Linked DNA regions of Homo sapiens: all the other regions are linked to region 2. A link is a contact called in ENCODE Hi-C or POLR2A ChIA-PET data. All regions are on one chromosome and are shown on one strand. The core of a region is the stretch at or near the end of the contact, and the rest is flanking DNA. Distances in the headings are between cores, read along the strand shown.

Evidence for each region. A loop is a pair of places that touch in the nucleus more often than their neighbours do. ChIA-PET counts read pairs that join two places held with the same protein, here RNA polymerase II (POLR2A). Pooled maps may share reads with other maps.
Region 1: a pooled map shows a loop between it and region 2 (5-fold over the local background). The contact joins the enhancer-like site here to the promoter of SCAND1 in region 2. A Hi-C loop is called at or near these places in 3 of 37 single-sample maps with no recorded cell type and 7 of 50 pooled maps. POLR2A ChIA-PET finds 5 or more read pairs at or near these places in 3 of 52 experiments (A549, activated B cell and activated naive CD4-positive, alpha-beta T cell).
Region 3: a map with no recorded cell type shows a loop between it and region 2 (11-fold over the local background). The contact joins the promoter of GSS here to the promoter of SCAND1 in region 2. A Hi-C loop is called at or near these places in 2 of 37 single-sample maps with no recorded cell type and 9 of 50 pooled maps.
Region 4: a loop to region 2 is called in a map of B cell, with 11 times the contacts of the local background. The contact joins the promoter of DSN1 here to the promoter of SCAND1 in region 2. A Hi-C loop is called at or near these places in 2 of 168 maps with a recorded cell type or tissue (B cell and naive thymus-derived CD4-positive, alpha-beta T cell), 1 of 37 single-sample maps with no recorded cell type and 8 of 50 pooled maps. POLR2A ChIA-PET finds 5 or more read pairs at or near these places in 1 of 52 experiments (CD4-positive, alpha-beta T cell).
Region 5: a pooled map shows a loop between it and region 2 (5-fold over the local background). The contact joins the promoter of SLA2 here to the promoter of SCAND1 in region 2. A Hi-C loop is called at or near these places in 3 of 50 pooled maps. POLR2A ChIA-PET finds 5 or more read pairs at or near these places in 4 of 52 experiments (activated CD4-positive, alpha-beta T cell, activated CD8-positive, alpha-beta memory T cell, activated naive CD4-positive, alpha-beta T cell and 1 more).
Region 6: a map of naive thymus-derived CD4-positive, alpha-beta T cell shows a loop between it and region 2 (30-fold over the local background). The contact joins the promoter of NDRG3 here to the promoter of SCAND1 in region 2. A Hi-C loop is called at or near these places in 1 of 168 maps with a recorded cell type or tissue (naive thymus-derived CD4-positive, alpha-beta T cell) and 11 of 50 pooled maps. POLR2A ChIA-PET finds 5 or more read pairs at or near these places in 5 of 52 experiments (CD4-positive, alpha-beta memory T cell, MCF 10A, activated CD4-positive, alpha-beta T cell and 2 more).
Region 7: a pooled map shows a loop between it and region 2 (15-fold over the local background). The contact joins the promoter of EDEM2 here to the promoter of SCAND1 in region 2. A Hi-C loop is called at or near these places in 1 of 37 single-sample maps with no recorded cell type and 8 of 50 pooled maps. POLR2A ChIA-PET finds 5 or more read pairs at or near these places in 2 of 52 experiments (CD4-positive, alpha-beta T cell and naive thymus-derived CD4-positive, alpha-beta T cell).

Annotation. Positions count from the first base shown.
Region 1 is chr20:36,833,939-36,837,149 of GRCh38, reverse strand. The region is part of intron 2 of MTCL2 (microtubule crosslinking factor 2); the gene reads left to right. Among named protein-coding and RNA genes, the nearest start is that of MTCL2, 28 kb to the left of the region's middle. RefSeq lists a silencer at 1,158-1,447 and an enhancer at 1,678-1,737. Within about 2 kb of position 1,374, at least 35 of the 41 ENCODE cell types and tissues checked have a DNase peak (open chromatin) inside an H3K27ac peak, as active enhancers do.
Region 2 is chr20:35,952,666-35,956,233 of GRCh38, reverse strand. It overlaps SCAND1 (SCAN domain containing 1), which reads left to right and starts at 1,732. Exons shown (of 2, transcript NM_033630.3): 1 at 1,732-1,786; 2 at 1,895-2,610. The coding sequence starts at 1,950. The coding sequence ends at 2,489. It also overlaps a transcript of CNBD2 not described here. RefSeq lists enhancers at 1,165-1,374, 1,475-1,674, 1,755-2,014, 2,135-2,214.
Region 3 is chr20:34,953,865-34,957,494 of GRCh38, reverse strand. GSS (glutathione synthetase) reads left to right here and starts at 1,689. Exons shown (of 13, transcript NM_000178.4): 1 at 1,689-1,768. MYH7B (myosin heavy chain 7B) reads right to left here and starts at 1,627. Exons shown (of 45, transcript NM_020884.7): 1 at 1,488-1,627. RefSeq lists enhancers at 1,362-1,541, 1,782-1,881.
Region 4 is chr20:36,772,122-36,775,267 of GRCh38, reverse strand. It overlaps DSN1 (DSN1 component of MIS12 kinetochore complex), which reads left to right and starts at 1,505. Exons shown (of 11, transcript NM_001145315.2): 1 at 1,505-1,606. It overlaps LOC124904894 (a long non-coding RNA gene), which reads right to left and starts at 133. Exons shown (of 2, transcript XR_007067574.1): 1 at 50-133. RefSeq lists enhancers at 654-1,200, 1,160-1,239, 1,250-1,389, 1,520-1,579, 1,201-1,746.
Region 5 is chr20:36,644,323-36,647,583 of GRCh38, reverse strand. SLA2 (Src like adaptor 2) reads left to right here and starts at 1,388. Exons shown (of 8, transcript NM_032214.4): 1 at 1,388-1,747.
Region 6 is chr20:36,744,330-36,747,828 of GRCh38, reverse strand. NDRG3 (NDRG family member 3) reads left to right here and starts at 1,739. Exons shown (of 16, transcript NM_032013.4): 1 at 1,739-1,784. RefSeq lists enhancers at 1,486-1,585, 1,310-2,276 and silencers at 1,696-1,895, 1,926-2,115.
Region 7 is chr20:35,146,033-35,149,323 of GRCh38, reverse strand. EDEM2 (ER degradation enhancing alpha-mannosidase like protein 2) reads left to right here and starts at 1,988. Exons shown (of 11, transcript NM_018217.3): 1 at 1,988-2,172; 2 at 2,389-2,499. The coding sequence starts at 2,066. It overlaps MMP24-AS1-EDEM2 (MMP24-AS1-EDEM2 readthrough), which reads left to right. Exons shown (of 15, transcript NM_001355008.2): 6 at 2,389-2,499. The coding sequence starts at 2,405. RefSeq lists enhancers at 1,825-1,954, 2,203-2,806.

The sequences.
Region 1 (3,211 bases), core at 125-2,624, 880 kb before region 2:
AAGGGAGAAGTGGGCCTGAGCCAGGAAGGGGGAAAGAGGAAGGTGGCAGAAGATGGCTCCTGTGAGGACCCAGGGGAGCGGCAGGATGCGAGTCAGCCACACACTTACCTGGGGAGAAGTCCCTTCTGTTGGAAGACACTGGCAAACTCAAGCCCTATAGCCTTTCCAGTGGAATATAAAAGAAAAACCTTTGTTAAGGGACCAGGGAGAGCCATGGTTTCAAAGGCCAGCAGAACCAGGGGAGGTAAACAGGAGTGCCTGTTCCAGGAAGCTGCTGGCGCCCCCTGTGGTCTTGTTGGTGCACAATGGGATTGTAGTGCTGTCCTACACATGAGGCAACCAATGGTTGTGTCTCCGCCAGAGGTGGAGGCTCATGCCTGTAATCCCAGAATCCCAGCGCTTTGGGAGGCTGAAGTGGGAGGATCGCTAGAGGCCAATAGTTGGAAATCAGGCTGGGCAACATAGCAAGACCCTATCTCTACAAAAAAATAAAAAAAATTAGCAGAGGCTGGGGGTGGTGGCTCACACCTGTAATCCTAGCACTTTGGCAGGCCGAGGCGGATGGATCACCTGAGGTCAGGAGTTCGAGACCAGCCTGGCCAACATGGTGAAACCCCGGCTCTACTAAAAATACAAAATGAGCCGGGTGTGGTGGTACACGCCTGTACTCCCAGCTACTCAGGAGGCTGAGGCAGATGAATCGCTTGAACCTGGGAGGCCGAGGTTGCAGTGAGCTCACACCATTGCAGTCCAGCCTGGGTGACAGAGTGAAACTCTGTCTCAAAAAAAAAAAAAAAAAAAAAAAAAATTAGCTGGGCGTGGTGGCAAGTGCCTATAGTCCCAGCTATATGGGAGGCCAAGGCCAGAGGATTGCTTGAGTCCAGGAGTTAAAGGTTTCAGTGAGCTATGATTGCAGCACTGCACTCCAGCCTGGGCGACAGAGCGACAAGGTCTCTCTCTAAAAGAAAAAAAAGAATGAGTTAGTTTCCAAGTTCAAAGCGTACCTCTACTTGACAGGGCAGCTCCCGGGCATATTCAGATTCCAATCACTGGGTTGGGAGGGGTGGGGGGTGGTGGGGGAAGGCAGTAGGGAGGAGATGGGGAGGGGGAGGGAATAGCTGGAGAAGCTCAGAGGAATCTGCGTTTGGGCATATAGTGGAGGATTTCTGGGAGGGACACAAAAAAATGTCAGACTTCAGAAAGATGAGGAAGAGGCGGAGGAGAGGCTGGGACCTGGAGCTAGCTGCCGGCTGCGGCGCCTCCGTGGGTGGAGCTAGAGCAGCGGCGGCGGCGGCGGGGAGGCGGGTGTGGGGAGCGGGTGTGTGGCTCTCCGGAGTCTGGGCGGAGAGGAGGGGCCGTTTCTGTTGGGGTTTGAATTAGCCAATCAGCATCCCTCTTGCCCTTCCCTCCCTCCTCTCCCCACGCTGCAGCTGGAGCGCTGAGCTCATCTGCGGGCCTGGGGCCTGAGCTGGATGGACACCTCTGGCCACCACCCTGAGCCCCATGTGCTGGGGTCGTTCTGGGGGGTTTTGGGAAGTTATCAGAATGCTGCTTTCCCTGGCATCGTCTTGGAGGGCTTGATGGACCCGAGTGGGGAGGGGGCGGGCGCTGCCTAGGAGGGTACCTCTGGGACTTCCCCAACTTGCTCTGCCAGCTCCGTGGTCCATGCCCTGACTTGCCCCTACCGCTTGGTGCCTCATTTTCCCCTTCTGTTAAATGTGGCTTTTGACCAGCTGAATCCTCAGGGCTTTTGAGCTCCTGTGGTTTTATGGAGCAGAGGGGTATTGGTGGGGTGGGGTGGGGGGTCATGAATAAAACCACAGGCCTCAGTGCCCCCCCCCAACCCCCAGCTCTCCCTCTCTGCTGGTCCTCACCGTTGACAGGACCTACAGAACCTCGGTGGGGCCTTTGCCCAGCATGAGGAGGGCAAGGTCACGGGGCGGAGAGCTGCTGTGCCACGTTTGCTGTGTGGCCTTGGGTAAGTTCCTTCACATCTCTGAGCTTGTTTCCTCATGGAAAATGGAGATAAAATGAGTCCCTCCCTCTAGAGGTTTTTGTGAGGATAAAATGAAATAATTCAAGTGAAGAGAGTATTAAATACTAGGTCTGGAAATAAACATGTATTGGTTGTGGTTTTCTTTTTCTTTTTTTTTTTAAGGCAGGGTCTCACTCTGTCACCCAGGCTGGAGTGCAGTGGTGTGATCTCAGCAACCTCTGCCTCCTGGGTTCCAGCAATTCTCCTACCTCAGCCTCCCAAGTAGCTGGGATTACAGGCATGCGCCACCATGTCCAGCTAATTTTCGTATTTTTAGTAGAGATGGGGTTTCTCTGTGTTGGCCAGGCTGGTCTCTAACTCCTGACCTCAGGTGATCTACCCACGTCGGCCTCCCAAAGTGCTGGGATTACAGGTGTGAGCCACCATGCCTGGTCTGGTTGTGGTTTTCTTATTGCTGAGAAGAACTCACACAGCAAGTATAAGTTCTTCTGAGCAATACATCAGTAGGACTACTAGTAGTAGTAGGCTAGTAGGACTGGTTGGTAGTAGTAGTAGACTAGTAGTCTGGGGGCGAGGGTAGGCCAGGATCTCAGCCTCCCAGGGTGGATAAAAATCACCAGGAGGGCTTGTTCACAACATACATTCCCAGGACCCGTGAGGAGCTGAGACCGGATACAAGGAGGTCAGGTCCAGGGAATCTGGGATCTAAACTCTGGTCTAAAGTGACTCCTGTGGGAAGCCAAGGACACACCAGGAGCACGCCCCCTTCCTCAGATACAGATGTTGCTGGAGAAAATGTTCTGGCTTTGGGTTTCATTCCTAGGTGACCTGTGCAGGTTACCTCCCTTCTTTGAGCCTCACTTTCCTCATCTGTAGAGTGGGGGTGACATTCCTACCCTCCTGGGGTTTGTAGGAGGATTCAGCCACACGGAGTCCAGAATGCTGCCTGGCCAGGGGATGCTCTTCCTTTTTTCTTTTTTTTTTTTTTTTTGAGATGAAGTCTTGCTCTGTCACCCAGGCTGGAGTACAGTAGCGTGATCGCTGCTCACTGCAACTTCCACCTCCCGGGTTCAAGCAATTCTCCTGCCTCAGCCTTCCGAGTAGCTGGGATTACAGGCATGCCACCATACCCAGCTAATTTTTGTATTTTTTTAGTAGAGACGGGGTTTCACCGTGTTGACCGGTCTGGTCTCGAACTCCTGACCTCAAGTGATC
Region 2 (3,568 bases), core at 483-2,982:
GGTCCACTTCTACCCATCCAAAGGAAACATCCTATGGTAGGGGTAAGTTTTATATCAGGGCTAATGGCATGTTAATGGTTGTTAAACCTGCTCCTCCATCCTGCACGGGCTCAAAAGGACTGCAAGGTCATAGAAAACCTTTCATATGAGGCCCCTGTCCTTTGAGGGCCTCAGTTTCCCCTTCTGTAAAATGAGGATATAAAACCTATTTGTGGCCCGGCACGGTGGCTCACGCCTGTAATGCCAGCACTTTGGGAGGCTGAGGAGAGTGGATCACCTGAGGTCAAGAGTTCGAGACCAGTCTGGCCAACACGGTGAAACTCCATCTGTACCAAAAATATAAAATATTAGCCGGGTGTGGTGGTGGGCGCCTGTAATCCCAGCTACTCGGGAGGCGGAGGGAGGAGAATCGCTTGAACCCGGTAGGCGGAGGACTCAGTCTCAAAACAAAAACAAAAACAAAAACAAAACTATTTGTGAGTCAGCTACCAAACAGAAAACCACCTGGCCGAGGGCTGTCAGGGCCACGTGCTTTTACCTACATCATCTCACTGAATTCTCAATTACCTCTGAGAGGTAAGTTCTATTACATCCACATTTTACTGATAAGAAAACAGTAGCTCAGAGATAGCAAGCAGTTTACCTAATAAAAACAAGAGCAAACTTCTTAAAAGCCCTTTCTCTCCAACGGCTTAATTTATTTAATCCTCCTAACAACTCTGAGCTGGGTATCGTCAAAGGGGATTCCACCAAGGTAGCCTCACTCCAACACTCTAACCCAAGGCTGCTCAACAGAAATATAATGTAAACTGCACATGCAATTTAAATGTTTTTAGAAGCTGCATTTAAAAAGTAAAAACACAGGTGAAATTAATAACATTTTTATTTGACCCAATATATGCAAAACATTATATTCCAACATGTAATCAGTATTAAAAAGTATTGAGATAATTTTTACATCAGTTTTTTCGTACTAAGTCCCGTATTTTACAATATAGCACATCTCAATTCGCTATATTTCGAGGGTTATCAACTAGCTACGTTGCAAGAGCTGAGTCAACTCAGGAGGCCAGCGGCCACCATAAGGGGCAATGCATTTAGAGTTCACTTATTAAATGCTGACGTTAACAGAACCCACAGAGCCGCATTTCCCTTGGTTTCGGAGGACACGCGAAAAATAACAACAGCAAAGGGTTCTCGAGCATCTCCTTCGCGCCAGACGGTGTGTTGTACTTTGTCATCGTCGCAGTAAGGCCGGTGCTATCGCCCTCCTAGTTTGACCAAGCGAGAGGACTTTCTCCAGATGGGCCCCTCCCGAGAGAATGGTCGCCGTCCCGCTCTCCTGTTCGGGTCACCACCGGCCGGGCGCCACTCGAACGAGCCCCGGCCAGCCGTCACCCTAATCATTCCCGAAGGAGGGGCCATCAGAGCTACAGCTCATCAGGGTCAATCAGAAGGGGCGCCCGCACGCAAAGGTCACCTGCAAACCGAAGCGGCGCACGGATAAGGTCCGGGACTTGAAGTCTATCTCCAAACATTCAGGCTCCTCCTCCGACTCCTCCTCGAACTGGCGCTCAGAGGCGCCACCATTCGGAAGGAGCCCAGGCCACGCGCAGCTCGCCCTCCCGCACCGCGAGGGCAGCAGCCGCCTCATGCGACTCGAGAACGCTAGAGGGCGCCGCTTCCGGGAGCCCGCAAGCGGCTTCCGGGTGCTCGCGCGCCGACCTGGACGCAGAGAAGCCAGAGACTTTCGCTTCCGGCTGCCGCAGGCGCTTCGCTGGTGCAGGTAAGCTCCGCACACTCTCGGCCGGTCCCGAGTCCGACTCCCTCAAGGGTGACGCGAGCTCTGCCCTTTAACCGGAAACGTCTCCCTGCTCACCCCACCCCCGCGCAGACGCAGTGCTGAGCACACAGCTACCGGACAAAGAGTGACGCCCGGAGCTGGAGTTATGGCGGCTACGGAGCCGATCTTGGCGGCCACTGGGAGTCCCGCGGCGGTGCCACCGGAGAAACTGGAAGGAGCCGGTTCGAGCTCAGCCCCTGAGCGTAACTGTGTGGGCTCCTCGCTGCCAGAGGCCTCACCGCCTGCCCCTGAGCCTTCCAGTCCCAACGCCGCGGTCCCTGAAGCCATCCCTACGCCCCGAGCTGCGGCCTCCGCGGCCCTGGAGCTGCCTCTCGGGCCCGCACCCGTGAGCGTAGCGCCTCAGGCCGAAGCTGAAGCGCGCTCCACACCAGGCCCCGCCGGCTCTAGACTCGGTCCCGAGACGTTCCGCCAGCGTTTCCGGCAGTTCCGCTACCAGGATGCGGCGGGTCCCCGGGAGGCTTTCCGGCAGCTGCGGGAGCTGTCCCGCCAGTGGCTGCGGCCTGACATCCGCACCAAGGAGCAGATCGTGGAGATGCTGGTGCAAGAGCAGCTGCTCGCCATCCTGCCCGAGGCGGCTCGGGCCCGGCGGATCCGCCGCCGCACGGATGTGCGCATCACTGGCTGAGCGGTGGAGCTGCGGGCGGCCAGGGCCGGGCGCTCTGTGCGGACTGGGGCCATGATCGGGCCCGGGGGCCTGAGCCTGGGACCCCACCCCGTGTTAATGAAAAATGAGTTTTGGCAGCGCCTGTGGTCTGGTGTGTCTCTTTCATTCGTTCTTATTGGGTTTATTTTACCAAGCCTGTTTCCTACCGCCTTTCTGGCTGGTGGCGAAACGAAGTTGGGAGTCCGTAACAATAAGGCCTTCGTTGGCTATAGTGGGATCTTTAGATGTTGACTGAACCTAGGTTATCCCTCTACCACACATGGGAAGTTTTTCACCTGGGCTCCCAAGGACCCACTTGGGTTTCTTACACGCAAAATAGCTGGCTCTATTAAATGCTCACTTAACTGGCTACCTCTATACCAATATGGGCACCAACTTGCACCTGCCCTTTGGGTACAGGCTTCCCAAAATGTCCAAGTTACTGGGCCATTTTAATGTGAAGTGTTTACTGCACACCTTCACAGAGATAGGCTAGTTCTTGTGAGCTCTGGCTTATGCCGCCAGGCTTGCTCAACTTCCTTGCCAAATTTTAGGCCTGTGGTAGGAATAAAGCAGAACTAGTTGAAGTAATGGATTATTTACATTACTGAAGCTACTCATTTTAATGTCTCTCCGGCTGGCTCCCTTTTGGTGTTTAAACTAGCATAATCGTTTACAAAGGGAAGAAAGAATTTGGCAAATAATGAGGACCTGTTCTGAAATCTTAAACCTACTCTGTTTCCAGAGGCTTCTGCCCAACCAGGAAGGAGCTAGTTAGGGTCCATGGACAGCTTGGATTGGTCCCAGATAGGTCCTATTGCAGTGAGTGCCATTTGTTAATATAAGGAAGGCCAGACTTGTCTTCCTTGCACTGCTCTCAACAATCAAAATCAGCCTGCAGTTCACACCACAAAGCATGAGTGAGACTGGGCTGGAAGTTGGTGAGGGGCAATTTGCTTTTGAATATTAAAGACAGACAAATTGAGAAGTATTTTTGCATTCTTGGGATTTCTTGGCAGAGTTTGCACCTGCCTCCCTGGAAAAAGATAGTTGTTTAGAAG
Region 3 (3,630 bases), core at 440-2,939, 1.0 Mb after region 2:
AAAAAAAAAAGAGTCAAAAGGATCTTGGTCCCTGGGTTGGGCCACTGATTTACGATCACTAGGAGTTCTCACTCCTAAATTTCTTTGATCTGTTCGCTTCGCTCCATCTCCACAGCTGCTGCACTGGCTACAGCCTCATGATCTCACATCTTAACTCTCTCTGCTTTCTCTGGCCCATCTCCCCACTTCCAAACCATTTGTCACGCTGTAACCAGTGCCTAACACACAAAACTAACCATGTCCTTCCCCTGCTTAAAGCCCTTAGCTCCTGTTGCTCAGTGGAACTGGCGTCTGAGGCTACCTCTCCAAGCCTAAGCGCCTAAGTCCTGTTGCAACCCTCAGGCCCTTCCTCATTATCCACACCAAACTCCTCAGTGTCTGTAAAACAAGCCGAGCAACCCTCAGAATTATATGCCTTCGCTGCTCGTTTGTTTTGTTTTTAGGACAGGGTCTCACGCTGTCACCCAGGCAGGAGTGCTGCAGCGTGATCTCAGCTCACAGCAGCCTCCGTCTCCGGGGCTCAAGAATTCTCACGCCGCAGCCTCCCGAGTAGCTGGGATTACAGGCACGGGCCAACACACCCGGCTAATTCTTGTATTTCTAGTAGAGACGGGGTTTCGCCATGTTGCCCAGCCTGGTCTCCAACTCCTGAGCTCAAGTAATCCACCTGCCTCGGCCTCTCAAAGTGCTGGGATTACAGGTCTGAGCCACTGCACCCAGCCAGCCTTTGCTGCTTTTGTTCCTGCAATTTGGAACACTGTCCCCATCCCAGCCTCTCACCTCTACCCCTACCTCCTTCACTACCTATACCTTCCTATCCATCCTTCAAGACCCCAAAAACCATCCCTGATTCCTTCAGAAAGGCAGTTTATTGCCTATCTTATCAGACTGAAAGCAGTGGCTGTGTCTTATTTATGGTTAATTCCCTAGAAGCTGGACTGATACATTCCATTTAACTAAAATTCGTATCAGGTGCTTCGGACTGCAGACAAGCCTATCACAACCCAGAAGGAAGAAACAGGGAAGGCACCTGGGGGCTGCCAAGCAATGAGGTGGGGGGTAGGAATCATGAATCCGCATATTTTTAAAAACTGCCCCAGATCCTGATGTAAACGGTACAAGAGAGTCTGAGAAACACAGGGCTCCCCTCAAACAGTCCTGACTTCAGCATTCCTGGAAAAATGAAAATCCTTTCCTTTTGCCTCTAATGCTTTCCCTGCTGGTATCCCAGGTTAAAAAAAAATAGATAAAATCAGGGGGATTTTTCTGGGACTTGGCTGGGCTGGGAAACAAGCCTGGGTTCTAATACAGGCTCAGCCCCTGACGTACTATGGGCCCCTGCCCCTCCTTGGGGCCTCCATTACCACGGCCACCCCCACCCTTATCAATTGTGTGCCCCTGAGGTAGTGACTGTCCCGCTCTGAGCATTAGTTTCCCCATCTTCCACTAGTCGTCGTCAGCTCTGACGCTCTATGAGCTATGCATACCCGTAGCTCCCCGCCGACCCCGATGGTCCCCTCCCCTCCTTCCCAAGGTCCATCCGCCAGGGTGCAGCCGACGCACTCCTAATGCTAAGGCCGCCCTCTCATCGACCGCCCCTTCCTGGCCTCGACTCAGCGCCAAAGGTATGGGTCTCTGCCCCGCCTGCTCTTTAAGCCTAGCCGGGGCGGTCAGCGCAAGCGCACTGGGTCGCATCGAGGCCCCGCCCCCTGAGCCTGGGTAGCGGCGCGAGGGCCGGGAGAACCGTTCGCGGAGGAAAGGCGAACTAGTAGGTTGGGGCGGCCACGGCGGCCGGCATGGGTCACGTTTCCTCGGGAGGAACGATGTGAGGGAGGGGTCTGGCAAGAGATTGGAATTCCGGAGGCCGGGAGACCTTGTGGCTGAAACCCTTCGTAGGAGCGGGGCAACTAGTGTCTAGTGAGGGGGTTGGGCTGGCGCGCACTGATCCCAGACTTTCCGGATCTTCTGCCTTTAGATCGGGCCGGTGTCGGGGCATGTAGGCCAGTGAGACTGGAGCCAGTTAGAGCTACAACGGGGAGCGATTAGGGCCAAACTTTGTCCAGGGTGGAAGCGAGCGGGCCCGTGAAGTGGGGCCAGCCTGGGCAGCCGACCGTGTCGTTGCCTCGGGGCCTTTCCAGGCACTGGCCTAAGTCCTGGCGATAAAGTGCGACCGATTTCCTTGTGGGCGTTTTGAGGCTTTCGGTGATCTGACCCGTCTGTCATTCATTCTTCATTCATTCATGTGATGAATGAATACAGTACTAAGCGCGGCTAATTACTAGGTAGAGAAGTGATCAAGACAAACACTGTTCCTACGGTACAGGGAAAAGTGATGGGCTGTAGAATGTAGAAGCCCGGGGCGGAGAACAGGGACAGCTTCCGGAACGAAATCGCGAGCCCAGATCAGGAGTGGTGGCGAGAGTTCCAAAGAGAAGACAGCACGTGCCAAGTCCTGGAAGGGGGACAGAGGCCAACATATCCTGGTCACTGAAGACACCTGACTCTGAATCTGTTTCACGCCCAGGGAAGAGATGACAGTGGCCGGGGCTAGGCTACAAACTCTGGAAATGGAGATAAATAAAGGAATTCAAAGTACTATATACTTAGGCAGCAAAATCCATAGGATTTGGGGAGAGTGAGATGTAGGAAACAAGTACTCAAGGCTTGGGTACCTGGGTGGGGTTCATCAGAGAAGAAGCAGATTTGTGGGAGACAACAACAAATTCTATTCTGGTTGTATGGAGACTCGCAGGAAAAAATTGGATATTCTAGTTTGAAGGTAGGAAAGTATTGCTGTGAAGATGTAGATTTGAATGTCATCAGCAAAACATAAATAAAGCCAAGGGAGGGTTGAGGCTGTAGAATGAGAAAAACAAAGGGCCCACTTAGCACCTTCATCTGATTTCTTTTCTTTCTTTCTTTTTTTCTTTTTTTTTTTTTTTGACAGAGCTTTGCTCTTGTTGCCCAGGCTGGAGTGCAATGGCACGATCTCGGCTCACTACAACCTCCACCTCCTGGGTTCAAGCTATTCTCCTGCCTCAGCCTCCCAAGTAGCTCGGATTACAGGCATGCGCCACCAGGCCCGGCTAATTTTGTATTTTTAGTAGAGATGGGGTTTCTCCATGTTGGTGAGGCTGGTCTCGAACTCCCGACCTCGGGTGATCCGCCTGCCTCGGCCTCACAAAGTGCTGGGATTACACGAGTGAGCCACCACACCTGGCCCATGGTGATTATCTTTATGTCTTATCCTCCTCCATATCCCCAGTACCTAGTCAAGGGAGTGGCATTAAATGCAAATCAGTGTTTGCCAACTAAATAAAAGCCCAACAGCAAACAGATGTTGGAATTTCAGAGTTGTGGAACGATGGGGGCTCATGGAGGGTTTCATTACTCTAATGTCAAGGTAATGGGTTCTTGTCCTGGCTCTGCCACTAGGCTTCTGTGTGACCTCTGACAAGTCTCCTCCTACCTATAAAGAGAGTACAGCCAAAAAATGGTCTCATGTATAGAGCTTCAAACACTGCTGATAAATTTCACACTGATTTTTCTCTTTTAATCCACACAGCAATCTTACTTGAAAGGGAAGTCGGCTGGGCGGGGTGGCTCACGCCTGTAATCCCAGCACTTTGG
Region 4 (3,146 bases), core at 256-2,755, 820 kb before region 2:
CTGGAACCACAGGGTGGAAATTTCAGGAAGGCAGATTTTTGTCTCCCACCAGAAAACTTTTCCAAGGACCACAACTGCTATGGAAGGATGACCACGGTCAGCTCCAGCTGCCTCTCTCCAACCCCTCTTTTGGACTGTGGGCTGCTTATAATTCAATATTTGGAAGTTTTTCTGTGAAAGAAAGGACTGTGCACATCCAAGGGGACATTTTGGTGGCGTCGTGCTGGGTGCTGAGGAAGCAGCCCGCTCTCTGGAGCCTCCTAGACCAGCATGGGATAGTGGAGCAGGAACAGATTGGGCTCCTGGGAGCACAGAAAGGACAGTTGGTTTTCAGCCTAAGGCCAGAGAGAATGCTTGGAGAGAAATCAATCATTCCTTAGCTGAGGCTTAAAATTCGAGGATGTGGCCGGGCGCAGTGGCTCATGCCTGTAATCCCAGCTCTTTGGGAGGCCGAAGTGGGTGGATCACTTGAGGTCAGGAGTTCGCGACCAGCCTGGCCAACATTTTTAGTGGCCGTCTCTACTAAAAATACAAAAATTAGCCAGGCGTGGTGGTGGGCGCCTGTAATCCCAGCTACTCGGGAGGCTGAGGCAGGAGAATCGCTTGAACCCGAACCCGGGAGGCGGAGGTTGCCGGGAGCCGAGATCGCGCCACTGCACTCTAGCCTGGGCGACAGAGCGAGACTCCGTCTCAAAATACAAAAAAATTGGAGGATGTAGCTAGGAAAAGCAGGGAAAGCCTTCCCAGGCAGAGGGAACAGCGCCTGGGAATATAGCGCCTCAAAGGGCATCTGATGCCCTGTCCCCGTCCTACCCCTAAGGACCAGCCCGACCTGCCGCACCCCCCGACCCCGACTAAGGACACTGCGACCACTTGGGGGCGCTGCGACCTCCTCCCGGGTGAAATGAAACCCGAGGGCAGGCCCCCACCCACCAAGCAAGTAAAGCAAGCCGTTTGAGGGAGTGGCCTGGAAATGAGAGAGAAAAAGTCCTAGAGCAGGAGTGGGATAGACTGTGAGGCAAACTGAGCTCAGAGCTCCAGTCCACCCTGGGGAGAGTCACGGTCCACATTTTGGGAGTTAAGGAGATAAAGGGAGTGGGAACCAGAGCCTAGCGACGGGGACAGGGCATCAGATGCCCTTTGAGGCGCTGTATTCCTCCGGCAAGAATCTCTCCGGGCCTCTGTTTCCCCCATCTTAGATGGGCTCTGGGGCCGTCGGGCGCAAAAGGACACGATAGTGTGGCGGGTCCCGGAAAGGGACTCCCGGGCGGGGTGTTGCGGGGAGGTGGTGACGTGGCCAGACAGGACCTAAAGGACTTGGACTAGAGGAGCGGAGCTGGCAGGAGCGTTGGACGGCGGTGTACGCATGCGCGTCGGGCGGCGGTGTACGCATGTGCATCGCCGGAGGCAGGCGTTCTGCGCGCGCGTGCCCGAGAAACTGACGGCCGCGCATGCGCCCTTGGTTGGCGGGAGTTTCGGAGGCGGTGACCGTGACGTAGAAGGTGGAGACCGCTTCACCCTGATCAGGGAGTATCGGCTGCGGGTGCGCAAGGCGTCCAGGAGTGACCTGGGGCTGTGGAGAGCGACCCGTGGCCTTGTGTTTCAGGTACGGAGGTTCCGGACTGGACGGGCGTCAGGAAGTCACAGACTTGTCCTCTGATGTGGCCCCGCCCGCCGCCGCACTAATCTCTTCGGCGTCGTACCCGTCGGCCCAGCTCGACCCGCCGCAGCCCCGGCCCCGACCGTGGACACTGGGGGTCCCCGAGGGCGCTGCGACCTCCTCCCGGGTGAAATGAAACCCGAGGGCAGTCCCCCTTACCGACCCCATTAGAGACGTATCTGCCGTGCCAGGGGTCTAGGCTCCAGAAACAGGGGTGAGGACTGGGTAGAGGGCTGGGGTTCGAATTGCCCCTGTGCCCCCAGGCTGGCTGTGTCACAAGCTTGGGCCAGGCTTTTTGCCCCTCTGAACCTCAGTTCCCCTGTCTGCAAAGTGGAGTTAATGGTGCTTACGGAGTTGTGGAAGGGATTAAGTGGAATAACGATGCAAGTAAAGCGCTTACATAGCACAGGTCCTAGCACAGAATAAGCGTTTAACAGTTGACAGTTGTTGCTTTTCTAAGCCTGGATCTGTGTGATACAGTCGTTATTATCCAAGCCTGGATTTGTGTGATATTGTCATAAGGACCGTGGGGGATTCAGATCCTTGACCGAGCCCTCCTTGTTATCTTTTCCTTTTTGTCCCTCTGCATATATTCATATCTTTTTACTTAGCACCCCCCACAGACAGATTTCTGCTGGGAGGGAGGGGACGATGAAGAGATGCCTAGGTGACATCCCTGCCTTCCAGGCAGTTGTTCCTGACAGTCACTAGGAATACAAATACAGCCTGGCTGGGGAGACAGACATGTAAACAGATTTTATAGCCAATGCTACGAAGGCCAAGGGGCATAACCACCAACTCTGCCAAAGATAAGTGATGTGAAAGCTTCATATTTGAGCCAGGTTGGGAAGGATGAATAAGTTTAACAGGTAGAAGGACAGATATGTGCAAAGATTCAGAAGTAGTACAGGGAATAGGACTGGGAGGAGAGAGCAGGAATGGGTAAATTGGGACTAGTTTACCTGAGGTGTTGACTACACTTTGGAAAAGTCCCGGCAACTGTCTGAAGAATAGACTGGGCCGGGTGTGGTGGCTCAGGCCTGTAATCCCAGCACTTTGGGAGGCTGAGGCCGGGCGGATCACCTGAGGTCAAGAGTTCGAGACCAGCCTGGCCAATATGGGGAAACCCCATCGCTACTAAAAATACAAAAATTAGCCAGGTGTGGTGGCAGGCACCTGTAATCCCAGCTACTCAGGAAGCTGAGGCAGGAGAATTGCTTGAACCTGGGAGGTGAAAGTTGCAGTGAGCCGAGACTGCGCCACTGCACTCCAGCCTTGGCGACAGAGTGAGATTCCACCTCAAAAAAAAACAAAAACAAAGAATAGACTGGAGACGGGCCGTTGGAGGTAGAAAAACTAGTGGAGAGACTATTAAGATAGTGGGAGGGACCAGAAATTATGAGACCTGAACTAAACTAGTAACAGTGAGGCTGGGCGTGGTGGCTCACGCCTGTAATCCCAGACTTTGGGAGGCCTAGGCTGGTGG
Region 5 (3,261 bases), core at 139-2,638, 690 kb before region 2:
CATCCCTGAGTGGCTGTCACCCATTCTAACGTCCTGATTAGAACTCTCTTGCAGAAGTGTGCCTCCACTCTGGCTCCTTCAGCTCTGTGTGCCAAGTGCCTACAAGGATAAAAATCAAACCAGCCTTCCCTAGGATCAAAGGAGAACCTGAGCAGGAGTGCTGTAGCTGGCAAGGCCCCAGAAAGGGCTGCATGGGCTGAGCTGGAGTCAGGAATCATTTCAGTGCAGTGGGCCCTTTGTCTCCAAGAGTACTAATCCCCCTAATGGGGAAGCAGCGAGAGGGTGTGGTTAAATCTTAATGAAGAGTGGGACTGAAGGTAACACACTGATCAAAGACAATTCAGCCAGAGTCAGATTCTTTATCCTAGACCAGTGATTCTCAAGCTTGGGCATGGACTGTGGCTCATGCTTGTAATCCCAACACTTAGGGAGGTGGAAGTGGGAGGAACAATTGAGGCCAGGAGTTTGAGATTAGATGGAGCAGCACAGTGAAACCTCATCTGTACAAAAAAAATTTAAAATTAGCCAGGAGTGCTGGTGCACACCTGTAGTCCTAGCTACTCAAGGCTGAGAAGGGAGGATTACTTGAGCCTGGGTCAAGGCTGCACTAAGCTATGATTGTGCCACTGCACTCTATCCTGGGTGACAAAGCAAGACCCTGTAAAAAAAAAAAAAAAAAAAAAAAAAAAAAAATCAAGCCTGGGCATGCATCGGAATCACCTGGAGGCATGAAAACAGATTGCTGGGCCTACCTCCAGAGTATGATTCCATAGATCTGGGATGCGGCCTGAGAATTTGCATGTCTAACAAATTCCCGCTGAGGCTGCTGGTCTAGGGACCATACTTGGAGACCACTGTCCAGATACTGCTGCTATTCAAAGTGTGGTCCCCAGACTGGCAACATGGGGGTCACCTGGGAGCGTATTAGAAATGCAAAATACTGAACTCTGCCCCAGACCTTCTGAATCAGAGCCTGCAGTGCAACAAGATCCCCAGGTGATTCCTATACACATTAAAGGCTGAGAAGGCAGTGCTTCCCACACTCGTCAGTCAAGGGAATCTCCTGCAGGGTTTAAAATTTAGATTCCTGGGCTCCCTATCTGGAGACTTGGATTTAGAAAGTTTGGGAGATCCCAGAAATTGCTACAATTAAGTCCCGCTGAGTGATTATTATGGTCAGGCCAGCATGGGAACTCCGGCTCATTTTCCTCAGTCCTGTGTTCCTTGGACAAGACTAAGCCACAAAGCCAGAGAAAAACCTTTTGCTCCACGATCATGACAAGGCAGCAGCTGCTCCCCTAGAAACAGGAACTTGGGGAAGGTGGCTCCTCGACGGTCTGTGATGCCGTCAGAGGAAACGGGTGGTTGTGAGAACCACAGAGTCTGCAGTCGGAGCTAGAGCTCCAAGGACCCCACGCCTGTGTCTCTGTGACAGAGCTCAAAGGGCCCTGGGCCTTCCCTCCCTGGCTCGGCTGTGCTTGGGAGGGTTCCCCAGTCCAGAATCCCTAAGGAGCATGGGGCAGCTGATCCATCCCTGGTGTACAAACTGCTGACTGCAGACAGATGCTGAGCTACCCAAACCAACACCTAGCCTCTCCCTGAAGATCCTCCCAGGCTGAGAGAGTTCTGGGTGTCCTAGGACCAAGGACACTGGCAGACTTCCAGAAGGGCCCCCAAAGCCCTAACCTGTCCAGCCAGAGCATGCGTCTCAGCAGAGCTGTCTTCCCAAGCCTTTGATGACAAACCAGTAAGTATGCTTGCTTTTGTTCTTGGATGGCCTGGAGACAGGTGAGGAAGAATGGTCTCCCCTGCCCCGACTGGGACTGGGCTTTATTTGCTGTTGGGAAAAAAACAAGCTCAAGGAGAAGGGGGAGTGGTTCTACTGAGGCTGTAAAGAGGGGTGGTTTCTGGGGGTCCCAGAAGAACCAAGACTCACCTGCTCCACCTTTGACCTCCTCTTGGAGCTTACGCTCTTCCGTGCAGCTTGTCTTCACGCCCGTCCTAGTCCCATCTCAGGTGCGCACTTGCTGTGTGACTTTGGGCCCCTCTCTGCGCTGCAGTCAGACTCCAAAGTCAGGAACGTGAGGGCTACCATCTCTCAAGACATTTCAGCTGTAGAGCCTACAGTGCACTCTCACTCTCAAAGGGGTGATATTTCTCAATTGGAAGAGAGGGAGAGGTCTCCCTTTAACTCAATCCAAATTCATTTTTTTTTTTGAGTTGGGGTCTCATTCTGTTACCCAGGCTGGAGTGCAGCGGCGTAATTATGACTAACTATAGACTTGAACCACTGGGCTCAAGTGATCCTCCTGCCTTAGCCTCCCAAGTAGCTGAGACTACAGGCATGTACCACCATGCCCAGCTAATTCGTTATATTTTTGTAGAGATGGCAGGCGGTGGTGGGGGTGGGGGTGGGGGTTCTCACTATGTTGCCCAGGCTGGTCTCGAACTCCTGGCCTCAAGCAATCCTCCTGTCTCAGCCTCCTAAATTGCTGGGATTACAGGCATGAGCCACTGTGCCTGGCCAAATTCATCACTCTTACCCCCACTGCTGAAAAATGATCTTCAGAAGCACAAAATACACATGATGGCAGGCCCAGTCCTGCACGAATGGGCTACATGAACAGAATCACATGGTTGTCCTCTCAGGGACTTGGTCACTGTATCTGAAATGGGACCCAAGTGAGATACTGAAAAAAAAAAAAAAAAAAAAAACACAATATTCTGGGCAGCGTGCTCATCTCGGCTGCCGTTGACTAACTTTTTCCTTTCACCCGATGCCTCATGTCCTCCGGAAAGTGCCTGGCACATAGTAAGTTTTTCAAAAATTTGTAGAGTTAATGATTTGATGCTGTCTTACAAAATGTGCGGCTAATACTCTGCCTCCTCCTAGGCTGGCCCATTGTATGGTCTTTATTTTGCCCCCAGGGGCTTATTGGCCTTGACCTGACCAAGTCCTTGACCAGGTGAAGGGAGCTGCAGAGACTTTGGGGAGGCTTTCAGCCTGAGTACAGCTCCCCTGTCTCCATCTGCCTTTGGGCCCAGCCCCCAGCTCCACCTGCGGCAGGAAGGAGTCTCTCAGTTTATTGCAGGTGGTAACTGTGGTCTTCCTGAAGGAGGGGAAAGGAAACTAAGCCTTACTGAGCACCCACTCTGTGCCAGACTCCTGCAACTCTCCCCACAGCCCCGTGGCGCCTGTAGTGCACCTTGTTCACAGATGAGACGGGGGAAGCTTGCATGCTTTGCCTGAGGCCACACAGC
Region 6 (3,499 bases), core at 490-2,989, 790 kb before region 2:
TCTAAAGATGATTATACCCTCCCCCTTTTTATTTATTACATTGTATTGCATTTTTTGCTTATAAGGATTTCTTCAAACTCAAGAAGTATGTTTTGTGTCTTCAACAGTAAAATACGATAGAACAAAGAAAAATAATACTTACTGAGCTCTAAGCATTTTACATGCATATTATCATTCAGTCTTTGCCACAACCTTGTAACTTCTATTTCTGGGTGTGTGACATAGATGAGGAATTCGGGCATGGAGAGGTGTGGAGAGACTTAATTGTCTAACCAAGGACATAGGGATAAATAGTGGATGGTGAACTAGAACTAATTTGAATTCAGTAAATGTTAACGAACATAAACCATAAAATAAATGGCTGTGCTCAATTAATGTTAGTTTTCCTTCCAACTAAATTCAGTTCAAGAATTGTGCTTGATGAATAACAATATTATTGCTGCCCTCTGAGATGTTTGGTAATATTCATTTGTTCAGTTTGCCTTAATTAAAAGAATATGCTTTTAGTGGCCGGGCGTGGTGGCTCACACCTGTAATCCCAGCACTTTGGGACGCAGAAGCAGGCGGATTGCTTGAGGTCAGGAGTTTGAGACCAGCTTGGCCAACATGGTGAAACCCCATCTCTACTAAAAAAAAAAAAATACAAAAATTACCCAGGCATGGTGGCGCCCGCCTCTAGTCCCAGCTACTTGGGAGGCTGAGGGACTTGGGAACCTGAGCCGAGATGGCGACACTGGCTCGGGTTAAAAGGGCGTGGTGGCTCACACACCTGTAATCCCAGCACTTTGGGAGGCCGAGGCGGGCAGATGACGAGGTCAAGAGATCGAGACCATCCTGGCCAACACGGTGAAAACCCGTCTCTACTAATAATAGAAAAATTAGCCAGGCCCGGTGGCACACGCCTACAGTGCCAGCTACTCGGGAGGCTGAGGCAGGAGAATCGCTTGAACCCAGGAGGCAGAGGTTGCAGTGAGCCGAGATCGCGCTAGTGCACTCCAGCCTGGCGACAGAGTGAGACTCCGTCTCAAAAAACAAAACAAAACAAAACAAAAAAACTTTTAGTCAGTGGTACTTAATGGTAAAGAAATAATAGATAATAAATAGAGGAAGAGTGTGTCCTGTACATTTTGGTGTTAAATTGTTGGGTCATTAAGTTTAATATCTGCAATCATTCTGGGAAAAAAAATTCCATCTCTAATGTTGCATTCAAGAAAGTAGATGATTTGGCTGACGGTTGTAATAGGGGTGATACAATGGAGGACTGGTAATTCGGAGCCCTGAGTCTTGGACTCTAGTTCTTAAATTACTATGTTCATTCACCAAAAATTTACTAAGCTCTTTCCACGTGCCGAGCACTGTGCTAGGCGCCCTGTGACCTTGGGTATGGCTCTAGGTCACCTTAAAAGGAGGATGCCATACCCTGCAAGAGCTCTTAGGGGCTTCATAAGGATGCGACTCAGGGAACTGAGGGAAGCGCTCCAGACGCAGAGCTCAATGGCCCTGCCGCCCAGCGCCTCCAAAATCTGAGATTCTTCTCTGAGGAAACTCCGCAGCAAGAAAAACTACATCAAAGATGGCGCCGCCGGCCTCTCCTGGCTCAGCCACCATCTTCTCGGTAGTTCCCGAGGTGGACGGGCACAGCACTCATGCGCCGCCCTGGCGTCCTCGGCGCGCCTGCGCGGACCGCAGCACCTCCCCCGCCCCTCTCGCCGCCGCCGCCGCCGCCGCCGCCGCCGCCGCCGCCGCCGCTGCTGCTGCACTGACGGCGGGTGCCCGCGCCTCAGGTGAGTGAGCGCCTCCGCCCGGCCCGCGGGGGGCGCGCGGCGCCGCATTCGGGGGCGTCGCTCCTTTGCCCTGCTCCTTCCCCGCATCATCTCCGCGGCACGGCGAGGCCCTGGTGGCCCGTGCTGCTTGCCTCCCCCGTGCCCCCGGGGCCCTCTGCCCCGCCCCGCCCGCCCGCCGGACCCAGGTCAGCCCGGCTTTCCTCGGCCGCTCCCCGCGCCCAGCCCGCCGGCGACAGCGTGTGGGTAGCAAGAGAGCCTCCCTCCGGGCTCAACACCCTGGGTCACAGGGACGCCCCCCGCAGGCGCGAACCCTTCTCTCGCTCTGGCTCTGCAGGCGGCAGAGCTTGGTGGGCCTTGGGGTTGCTCATCCATCTACCTCGCCCGCTCCAAGAGCCCAGATGCTTGGAAGAGGGGCCGTGAGCAGCCCTTGCACCCGTCCGGCCCCAGAGCAGCAGAGGGCATCCTCTAACGGGACCCTACGACTACCCTACCGGGGAGAGGCTTCTTAGCCCCACTTAACAGCCGAGGAAACTGAGGCACGGAAAGGTGAAGTGCCATGCCCAAGGTCACGCAGCTGACAAGTGGCAGGGTCAGCTCTCAACTCAGGGTCTCGGGCTCTCAGGCCAGTGCGGTTGGAATTTGATCTCGTACCTTTGAAAAAATTTTGAAATCACTTGTCATCTCTGAAGTTGCTCTCGAACGTCGTAAAAGTAGGCTGCACAAAAAAGATTTTCTTGTTGTCGGAGTACAATTGAGGTGTTACTGTAATAATAATAGTGTTATTAATATAAGAGCTAACGTTCTTCCACCGCTCGCTGTGTGCCAGGGATCTTGCTAAGCATTTTATTAAGATAACCTCGCATAACCACCTCTGCACTTCCCAATCCAAATGCTTCCCCCTTCCTTGTCATGAAGCCCTTTTTTTCTTCCTGCAGAGCTGGCCTCCCTATCACAGGTAGACTAGGAGCCCCGTGGATTAGGAAGCAGGGAAGCTTTCCTTTGGTGGCTTACTGACAGAACAAGAGTGATCCTTGCCTGCTGGCATCCAGATCACCCCCGCCGCGCCCCCCCCCCCCCTTACCCTGGCCCTCAGGGGATATTATTAGCCTTCCTTTCCTGCCAAGAGAGCAGGACTGGGCTGACTGGGCTAGCTGGGCGGGCTGGACTTGGAGGTGACAGAGCAGATTTGGCTAGCACTCACCTCATTCCGGGGCTTTCTGTCCGAGGCTTTCTGCCTTTGCCCCAAGGTTGGGCTTGAACATTTCAGTATTTAAGATAAAGCAAGAAGAGAAAGAGAACATTGATAGAGTGGTGCTGAATTTAAGAAGCCTCCCATGATTTAAAGTTCCAAATGAACAGCTATAAAAATATGTGAATGTTTCTCCCCCAAAATAACTAGCTCAAACTGTCGTTTTTCTCCCTTAGCAAATCCTCCTCCACATTTCAAAGGCTCCACTAAATCACCACCTTCTCTGTGAAGCCTTCCCTGCTTGATTTTCCCAATTAGAATTACACGTTCACAAAACAGGGTCTTAGCCTCAGTCTTACCCTGCGGACTTCTAGCCCCTTGAGGGCATGGTCCATCTTTGCAGCTCCAGATGCCTGGCTCACAGTAGATCCTTGGTAAGGACTCAGTTAATTTCCACCCCCCCTTTTCATTACTCAAAGCGTGGTGTTCTTCTGGTGCCCTTCTGTTCCTCCTTCCTGCCCTTCAG
Region 7 (3,291 bases), core at 739-3,238, 810 kb after region 2:
AGGGTTTCACCATATTGGCCAGGTTGGTCTTGAACTCCTGACCTCGTGATCCGCCCGCCTTGGCCTCCCAAAGTGCTGGGATTACAGGCGTGAGCCACTGCACCCGGCCAAGAAGAGTTTCTAAAAACATCCCAGGCTGGGTACAGTGGCTTATGCCTGTAATCCCAGCACTTTGGGAGGCCTGGCTGCACTCTGGCTCAACAAACTGAGCTATCACTTCCATCTGACTTTTTCAGCAAATAAGAGATAGCCAATCCTAGAATCATAGAAAGCTCGACCGAAAAGGATCTTAAAGATCCATTTGTTCAAACTCCTCATTATTTATAGACAAGGATGCTAGCCCCAGAGAAGGAGAGGGTCACATACACAGGTTATAGATGAGTGACAGAGTTGTAATTAACTGGATCCTAGATCTGACTTCAAATCCAGTGTTGGTTCTACCGCATGTCACACTGACCAAAGTCATGGGTGTTGCTGTGGTCTAAGGTGCTGACCAAATTTTAGAAACTTGGGAATAAGGGGAATGGAGAAATGGATCACAAACCTCCTGAAAGCTATAGTGCCCCAGGGTAGTCATTTGTCTTTTTTTTTTTTTTTTTTTTTTTTTTTTTGATATGGAGTTTTGCTGTTTTGCCCAGGCTGGAGTGGAGTGGCGCGATCCTCGCTCACTGCAACCTCCGCCTTCCGGTTTCAAGCGATTCTCCGGCCTCAGCCTTCCGAGTAGCCGGGATTTACAGGCACCCGCCACCACCCCTGGCTAATTTTTGTATTTTTAGTAAAGACGGGGTTTCACCATGTTGGCCAGGTTGGTCTCTATCTCTTAACCTCAGGTGATCCACGCACCTCAACCTCCCAAAGTGTTGGGATTACAGGCGTGAGCCACCGCGCCCAACCAGGGTATTCATTCTTACCCAAGACATTCTACAGGGCTGACAGGGGTAAAGCTTCCGGTTTGAGATGGAGACTGAAGGGACCATGATTGTGTAACCACATCCCAAATTGGGAGGAGAGAAGTGTCATGAATTCCTAGAACTGACGGGATTTCAGGAAACCTCAAGAGTGACAGCATCGGAAAATGCAAGAGGTTTTAAAAAAAAAAGAGTGGAAGTTTTGGACAAATAAATGTGAGTTGTGTCTTATACAATCAACAAGTAACTGGTTTGGGAAACTCAATATCCCTAAATAAGGGAGCAGACCACCCCTCATATTGTCTTATGCCCAATTTCTGCCTCAAAGAAAATGTAGGAGTTAAAAGAAAGACAGAAGTGAAATCAGTAGTCAGACAGCCCGGCGATGCATTCCAGGCCTGGTAATTAAAGATCGACCCCTCCTGACCTAACCGGTTATATTATCTATAGATTCCAGACATTGTATGGAAAAGCATTGTGAAAATCCCTGTCCTGTTCTGTTCCGTTCTGATTACCGGTGCACCGGTAATCAGTCACGTACCCCCTGCTTGCTCAATCAATCACGACCCTCTCACGCGGACCCCCTTAGAGTTGTAAGCTCTTAAAAGGGACAGGAATTGCTCACTCGGGGAGCTCCGTTTTTGAGAAGTGAGTCAGCTGACGCTCCCGGCCGAATAAAGCTCCTTCCTTCTTTAACCCGGTGTCTGAGGAGTTTTGTCTGCGGCTTGTCCTGCTAGGTAATAATGGTAAAGGCTGAACATTTCTCATGCTTACCCTGCCTTCATACTTAATAAGGTTGTTGAAAAAAATGAATGAGAGAATGCATTTTAAATGCTCCGTACAGTACTAGTACACAATAAGTGCTCAATACATGCTAGCTGTTATTATTAAAACATTAATTAATAACAGTAGTAACAACAGCCACTGACTTTAAGACACGTTGATCAGTGTTGCCGAAACCGTACATCCGAAGTTGCTCTTCGGCCGCGTTTCGCTGCCCATTGCATTCAGGGGCTTGTAGTCCGGAAGTGAGAGGCTGATTTCTCAGCGCGCAGGCGCAGTGGCGCGGATTCCCGGAAGAACCCGCAGCAGCTCCCAGGATGAACTGGTTGCAGTGGCTGCTGCTGCTGCGGGGGCGCTGAGAGGACACGAGCTCTATGCCTTTCCGGCTGCTCATCCCGCTCGGCCTCCTGTGCGCGCTGCTGCCTCAGCACCATGGTGCGCCAGGTCCCGACGGCTCCGCGCCAGATCCCGCCCACTACAGGTGAACTGTGACCCGCCCTTTCGCAGTTGGGGAATGGGAAGCGTGAACCCGGTCCTTTCCCTTTCCGTCCATCCCAGACCCCGACTTGCTCCGACACAGCCGCTAGGTCCCAGGGAGAAATCAGCTAGTGATTCCCACTTTCCGCCCTGTATCTTGTTCTTCCCCCGCTTGTTTTTGTGTTCTTGCCCCATGCCTGATTTCTCGTCCCCCACCCAGGGAGCGAGTCAAGGCCATGTTCTACCACGCCTACGACAGCTACCTGGAGAATGCCTTTCCCTTCGATGAGCTGCGACCTCTCACCTGTGACGGGCACGACACCTGGGGCAGGTAGTGCGAGCGGAGGGGCAAGGGGCGGCCAGGGTCTGACTCTCTGGGCCTCGGCGGGCGGGTCAGCTGGGGCTGGTGGCTTCATGGTCTCCTCACCGGCACCAGAAAGCTCCCAGCTGAGCTAGAGCCGCGCTCCCCGCAATTCTTACTATCACCTCCAGGATCCACTTAGCCTCTCGCAGTGAAAAAAAAAGTCCTGGATTAGCCGGGTGGGCTGGATCGCTGAGCTCAGCCCCAGCAGTAACAGGCATCAGCTGTGGGGACATAGGCAATTTCTGGAGTAACGAGATACCGTGGAAGGGCTCCAAGAATTAGAAAACCCACCCCTTTCATTATGTAGGTGGGCATTCAGATCCAGGAAGGAGTGTGACACTCCTAAAACTTAAGTCTTTGTAGTTGGTGTGCCCCGTGCCTGAAATACACTCCCCATTTTCCTCCCATCACTGGCTGCTGCTTGTCATTCAGATCTCAGCTCAGTATCTTAATACCCCTACGAGTTAGGTGCCATTATCCCTGTTTTACACACGAATGTGCTAAGGTCGGGAGAAATTAAACTCAAAACTTGTGATGGTTTTTATTTTTTTAAGTTGAAACAAAGTAAATACAAATGGCAAATTCAAGTGGTAAAAGATTATATACAATAAATATCTCCCATACCCTAGAATTCCAACTATTAACTTTCCTTTGTATCTGTCCAGAAATATTCTTGGTTTATACCATTATATATATAGATGTGTGTATGTGTATCTTTTTAAAATGAACTTCTTAAAGGCATAATTTACATATAATAAA